Regions from separate parts of the Homo sapiens genome. Here region 1 is linked to region 2. Evidence: chromatin contacts called from ENCODE Hi-C or POLR2A ChIA-PET data. All regions are on one chromosome and are shown on one strand. Each heading gives the region's core, a stretch centred on a gene start or an enhancer-like site at or near the end of the contact. The rest is flanking DNA. Distances are from core to core; before and after follow the strand shown. Region 1 has its middle 130 kb from the start of RGS9. Region 2 overlaps RGS9 (regulator of G protein signaling 9).

Region 1 (3,129 bases), core at 278-2,777, 33 kb after region 2:
CCCTCAGCATTGGCTTGTCTGTATTTTGCCTCTGAGACTCCACTGGCTTGCTGGAAGAGGTGGAGATGCAACCATTTGAACAGGGGTTTTCTGAGATCGAAACTCCATTCCACCAGTTTTAAAGAGTGACACTGCATAAAGCACATAAGGCTTCTTCCTGACCATCCTCACACACTGCTCTTGGAAGCATTCTTAGAATGGATTCGCTAGAAGCAGGGATTCTCATACAAGTGATTTATGGAGGGAGGCTCTTGGAAGAAAATCCTTTAAGGAAGCGATGGAAACAGGGTAGGGAAGAGGAAGAAGAGAAGATGTGGCTCAGCTGAAGTCTCATCTTAGCCTGTTCCCAGGGGGAGCTGGAAAGTATGAAAGGCAACACAAGGTGGTCCCCACTTCTGGCCTTTGTACCCTGTATCAGTCACCTGTTAGCTGCAGCTGCCTCAGGGTAGTAGGCTGACATTCCAGACACTTCCTGCCTCAGTGGCTCCTGCAACAGGCCAAGGGCAGTTCTCCGGGTAGCAGCCAGGTGGCTTTTGCATCAACACTGACAGCAGCTGGGAGACGGAGGCATCATCCTGTCATAGGGGCTTTGGGCAGGTCACTATGGAGGGTCAATCCAGTGATTTACCAGAAGACTGTAGAAAATGTTCTTGTCGTTTAATCTAGCCGCTTTGTGTTTAGGTCTTTATCCTGAGGATTATATCACGAATTTGTGAGAAGTTTTGTTGTTGTCATCATCAACATAACCACCGTCATCATCCTCTGTTGAGCGTGTATTTGCAGAGCACTTTACAGATACTGTCTCATTTAATCCTTTCAACCATTCTGTGAGGTTTAGAGAGAGAATTACTCTTGCCTTCGAATGCAGGGCTTGACAGTGGCATGTTCAGGGGATATTCATTGCAATATAATTTACAGTAATAAAGATTTGGAAAGAATCCATTTCTCCAACACTGGGTGCAGAGAGGTAAATTACTTACCTCTGTAGAATGGCATAATGCGTAGACCATAAAAATGCTATAATAATACAGAGGTGAGTCCACAATACACTGCTAAGTGGAAAAATTAGGCCACAAAGCTGCATTATACCGGTGCGTGCGTGTGTGTGTGTATGTGTGTGTATGTGTGTGTGTGTGTGTGTGTGTGTGTGTAGACAATATGTTTTAAATATTAAGGGATATTTTTGTGTCCACATTTCCTTTTACCCTTTGTGGAACCTCCTCCCTACCCCCATCCTCTGTATTAAAGTTCAGCTCTTTGGTGCTGTTTGCCTCAGGGAAGGGAAATAAAATAGTAGGCAGTGGAAAAGTTGGAGGAGTAAGAAGAGGGGGAGGAGCTGGAAGCAAGGCGAGACGACCTGGTCCTGGGATCTAGCATCCATCCATGGACCACATCCCCTTGCCCCCCATTTTCTCCCAATCCTATTCCAAGAGGGGAGATTGAACTGGAGATTTTGAATTTCTGCCTGCAGGAATCAAGAATCACAACAGAAATCAAGCTGAGCTAGAGGAAATAAAGATCTATTTCTTGCCTACATAAAGCTTTGGATGGGGATTTACACCCACTGCTTGTGAACAGGAAAAGAGTAAAAGGAAATACCACAAAATGATGATTCAGTGGTTATCACTGAGTGATTTGTATTTCCTTCTTGGTGCTTTCCTGTGTGTTTCGTGTTTTTTTTTTTTCAGTAAAACATTAATTTTGAAGTCAGAAAAAAGTTTTTTCAAAAAATTTAGAGAGTACTTTATTAGTTTCTGTGATCAAACTCATGTAGATAAGACTTTACATATTTAATACAGTGTGTTACCCTTGTACAAATGGAAAAAAAATAAGTTTAACTTTTCTAGAGCAATATGGTTGTTAATTTCTGTACAATGCCACCTCAACATGGTAAACTGGAATATTTTTCCAAAGTGGATAGCACAGCTAAAGTTTCCAAAAATTCAAATTATATGTAGACCAATAATAGCAGTATGTTATGCATTAATAGCAGCAACAGCTTAGGAAAAAGTTATATTTAAAATCTTTCTCTTAAAGGGAATACTCATACACAGTTGGGAATGTAAATGCATTCAGCTACTGTGGAAAACAGTTTGGAGATTTCTCAGAGAACTTAAAACAGAACTACCATTCAACTCAGCAATCCCATTACTGGATATATACCCAAAGGAAAATAAATCGTTTTACCAGAAAGACACGCACACTCATATGTTCATCACAGCACTATTCATCACAGCAAAGACATGGAGTCAACCCAGATGCCCATCAGCAGTGGATTGGGTAAAGAAAATGTGGTACATACACACCACAGAATACTATGTAGCCATAAAAAAGAATGAAATCATGTCCTTTGCAGCAACATGGATGCAGCTGGAGGCCATTATCCTAAGTGAATTAACACGGGAACAGAAAACCAAATACCACATGTTCTCACTTGTAAGTGGGAGTTAAGCATTGGGTACATATGGACATAAAATAGGAACAATAGACACTGGGAACCACTAGATGGGGGAGAGAGGGAGGGAAAAAAGAGCTGAAAAACTACCTATTGTGGACTATGCTCACTAACCTCTGCATCACACAATATAACCATGTAACAAATTAGCACATGCTCTGAATCTAAAACAAAGGTTGAAATTATTAAAAAAAAATCTTTCTCCTCCTTCTCCTCCAACAACAAGAAGAAGAACAACAACAATACCAGCTTATATTTATTAAGGAAGCTTAATATGTCAAGCATGGGGCTGGCCACTTCATATTACCCCATTCATTCCTCCCAACTCCCCTATGGGGTAGGTACTATCATTCTTGCATTTTACAGATAGGAAATTTGAGGCTCGGAGAAGTCAAGCAGCTTACCCAAAGTGGCAGAAATGTGGTAATAGTCCAGGTCTATCTGAATTCAAATCCTATGCCCTTTCCAGCTCTCTCTATTGTCCATCTGGGGAACTTTTTCTGCTATACGCAAAATTAGCCAAGGCATCTGGGGATGGGGTTAGAGACTGCAAGAGAGCCCAGGTGCTGAGCAGTGCTAGCCTTGCCGATAAACAGAAGAGCCCATAAAAAGGGCCAGCATGGGGCCTGGGACACAACTCTCTGTATAGTGAAAAAGAAACATTTGCCATGATG
Region 2 (2,919 bases), core at 263-2,762:
AGCTGGGGGCTCTGGACCAGGAAGATGCTCTGACAGATGCCATGGTATGGGCCACAGGACACACTTGCTCGAGAACCAAAGTGCATTTGGGTGACATTTGAAGATTGGGGAGACAAGATGGGGTAGATTGTGGCAAAGAATGCTCTGGCTGGTTACCAGGGGCCAACTCCTTCTCCTCTTCCTGACCCTCCCTCCCCTGGGCAGAAGAAACGCATGTGGACCAGAAGACTTTCCCTGCTGCCTTAAAACCAATAAAAGGTTAACTTTAAGTTTCTTGGAATGTTAGTGTGTGTCTGGTTTTGTTAGTAATTTGTGAGCTATTATTTATGAGTTAAACTCACGTCTTCTTCAATCTTCTGGACAAAGGGACATTGAGTCGCTTCCAAGAGCTCTCTCCTTGTCTAAATGGGTTTGTGCACAATGCTTTTCTCATCAGCAGAGCTCCCCAGGGGATGCCCCGGGGCATGGCATCTCACAGGAATGGACAGAGGGCTGGGAGCAGGCACACTCCTAAAATGCCAGGTGTGTTGCCTCAGGTCCTCCAAGAAGCAGACACCAAGGTGAGATTCGATGGACAAGAGATTTGTTGGGGAAAACACCTGTGGTAGATAAAGGAAGGGCCAGAGCTGGAGAAAGTTGAAGTTGAGTGTTGAGGGGGTTCGGGGCGGGGGGCAGTCCAGACCGTGCTGCAAGTCTGACCTCTGGGCAGGGAGAGTCTTAGATGGCAGTGCAGTCCAAGAAAGTTTTGAACAGGCTGCTGGGGTGTCCTTTATGCAGTCCAAGAAAGTTTTGGCCAGGCTGCTGGGGTGTCCTTTGTGCAGTCCAAGAAAGTTTTGACCAGGCTGCTGGGGTGTCCTTGAGCCAAAGTCATTGCTGGAGAGGGCCTGCATCTCTGGGAACGGCCCTGCATTCGTACCCCCACGGTGCATGGTCATGTGCTGGGAGATCCCGTGGAAAGCCTGACCTTGGCATGGATATGCTGGTGGATCCTGAGCTGCAGCAGCTTGGCCATCAGCCCGCGTGCTCCCTGCAGTTGGAGATCTGAGTGCTCCTTTTCACTTCCGCTGCACTAGGCCAGTGGGAAATTCTAGAGGTTTGGGCTTTGGTGTGCTCCTCCCACCTCCCCTCCTAGTTACTCACTCAACATGTGTTTATTGAGTCCCTACTATGTGCCAGACGCTATGACAGGCGCTGGGGATGTTGCTGTGAGTAGGACTCCTTGTCTCATGGAATTCATCCGGGACAGTGTTTCTCCACCAGGTCAATGTTGCCCTCTAGGGAACACCGGTCAGTGTTTGGAGACATTTTTGGTTATCAAGACTGCGGCAGTGGGTGGGGGTTGCTACTGGTGTCTAGCAGGTAAAGGCCAGGGACGCTGCTAAGTATCCTACAATGCACAGAAGCTCCCACAACAGAAGATTATCAGTTCAAACCACCAGTGGTGCCACTGTTGAGAAACCCCGCACTAGAGATTACAGCGTATGTACTTGTCCCTGGTTTCTGCGCATGCTCTGAAGTATTGCCCCAAACGGCACTGCTGGGATCATAATTAGATTGGACAGCGGGTTGCGATTAAGGGCTACGCGGTGAATAAAACAGCTCTTAAAAGTTGCATAGGAAGTCCTCACAGGAGAAAAAAATCAAGTGGTTTGCCAAACCACTCATTATACCCCTCCCCTTTAGCCCTCAACTTCCTCAGAATTCAATTAGTAGATAAGAGCCCCTGACTTGCTTTTAACCTCTGACAACTTATTTAGCCCATAAATACTGGGGTTGCTGACTCATCTCTGCACACTTCTACAAATGAATGTTGGGTGGGTGCATGGCTGAAACCTAGATTTGCTAATCCCCGTAGGGAAAACACAGAGCTTCAATACTTAAAGACCATTGCTCATTGTAGATTTTACTGAATCTATTCCACTGGGCTCACAAGAGTCACTCACAAAGGGCTAAGAAAAATTTTCCCCCAGAATGTAAGTGAGAGAGTCTGGTCCTTTCTTGGAAGAGTGAGTGAGCTGTTAACCTGATGCCTTTATTTGCAATGCTGATCTAAAATGAGATGAAAGGCGAAGCAATCCACACCCTTAGTTTACTACCAGCCAATGTCAAGAAATAAGGAGAATCTCAACCCTAGGTTTGTATATCAGTGTTTAAGGGTTCCTCTCCTAAGCCCCCAGGGTCCTAAAGAGAAACTAAGCCCACATGGAAACTAAGATCCACATGGATAGAGCGTCAATGACAGAAGGCTCCAGAATCCACTGGTTGGATTAAATAAAGTCCAGGCTATAGTTCAGTAATAAATAGACCTCAGAAGGGAGGAAGTGGGTTCAAACATGACAGAGTTTCTGTCTGTAACACAGAGTTGCCTAAAGGCAGTAGGGCAGTCCAGGTCATGGGCTGGAAGTGAATGGAGGCCAGGGAAGAGAAAAAAAAATCCAACAACCAATAAATTTTTTTATCTTGTTGCTCCACCCATCCCCTGGTCACAAGTATGATGCTCCTCCATCTTGTCTGGACATTAGAATCCACTGGGGAAACTTGAAAGATCCCGCTGTCCAGGGCACACGCACAGAGCTGTGACACTGGGATTTTTTTTAGCGCCTCTCCCAGGTGATGTCTATGTCCAGGTGAGCTTGAGAACCACTGCCTTGAGGTAGTGATTGAAGCTGGTTCACCACCCCTACACCCATGCCCATACCCAGGGGATAACTGAAAAAGAGGCAATGGTGGGAAGGTGGCTTCATCTTAAGTTCACAACCAGGAAGTAGCATGGGTCATTTCCATTCACATCCCATTGGTTGGCCTTTGGTCACATGACCATGGCTAGCTGCACGGGAGTCCGGGAAATGTAGTCTTCAGTTAGGCCAGTTTGTGAGTAGTTAAACTTCTAGAGATTTAGCTAGAGGAAGGAAGATGGGG

What was found. Hi-C counts contacts between places; a loop is a spot of excess contacts on that map. ChIA-PET counts read pairs that join two places held with the same protein, here RNA polymerase II (POLR2A). Pooled maps may share reads with other maps.
Region 1: a map of naive thymus-derived CD4-positive, alpha-beta T cell shows a loop between it and region 2 (7-fold over the local background). The contact joins two enhancer-like sites. A Hi-C loop is called at or near these places in 7 of 168 maps with a recorded cell type or tissue (Caco-2, IMR-90, endothelial cell of hepatic sinusoid and 4 more) and 14 of 50 pooled maps. POLR2A ChIA-PET finds 5 or more read pairs at or near these places in 2 of 52 experiments (activated CD4-positive, alpha-beta memory T cell and activated CD8-positive, alpha-beta T cell).

Annotation. Positions count from the first base shown.
Region 1 is chr17:65,260,869-65,263,997 of GRCh38, forward strand. No RefSeq gene overlaps it. Among named protein-coding and RNA genes, the nearest start is that of RGS9, 130 kb to the left of the region's middle. Within about 2 kb of position 1,528, at least 2 of the 41 ENCODE cell types and tissues checked have a DNase peak (open chromatin) inside an H3K27ac peak, as active enhancers do.
Region 2 is chr17:65,227,424-65,230,342 of GRCh38, forward strand. It overlaps RGS9 (regulator of G protein signaling 9), which reads left to right. Exons shown (of 19, transcript NM_003835.4): 19 at 1-280. Among named protein-coding and RNA genes, the nearest start is that of RGS9, 92 kb to the left of the region's middle. Within about 2 kb of position 1,513, at least 4 of the 41 ENCODE cell types and tissues checked have a DNase peak (open chromatin) inside an H3K27ac peak, as active enhancers do.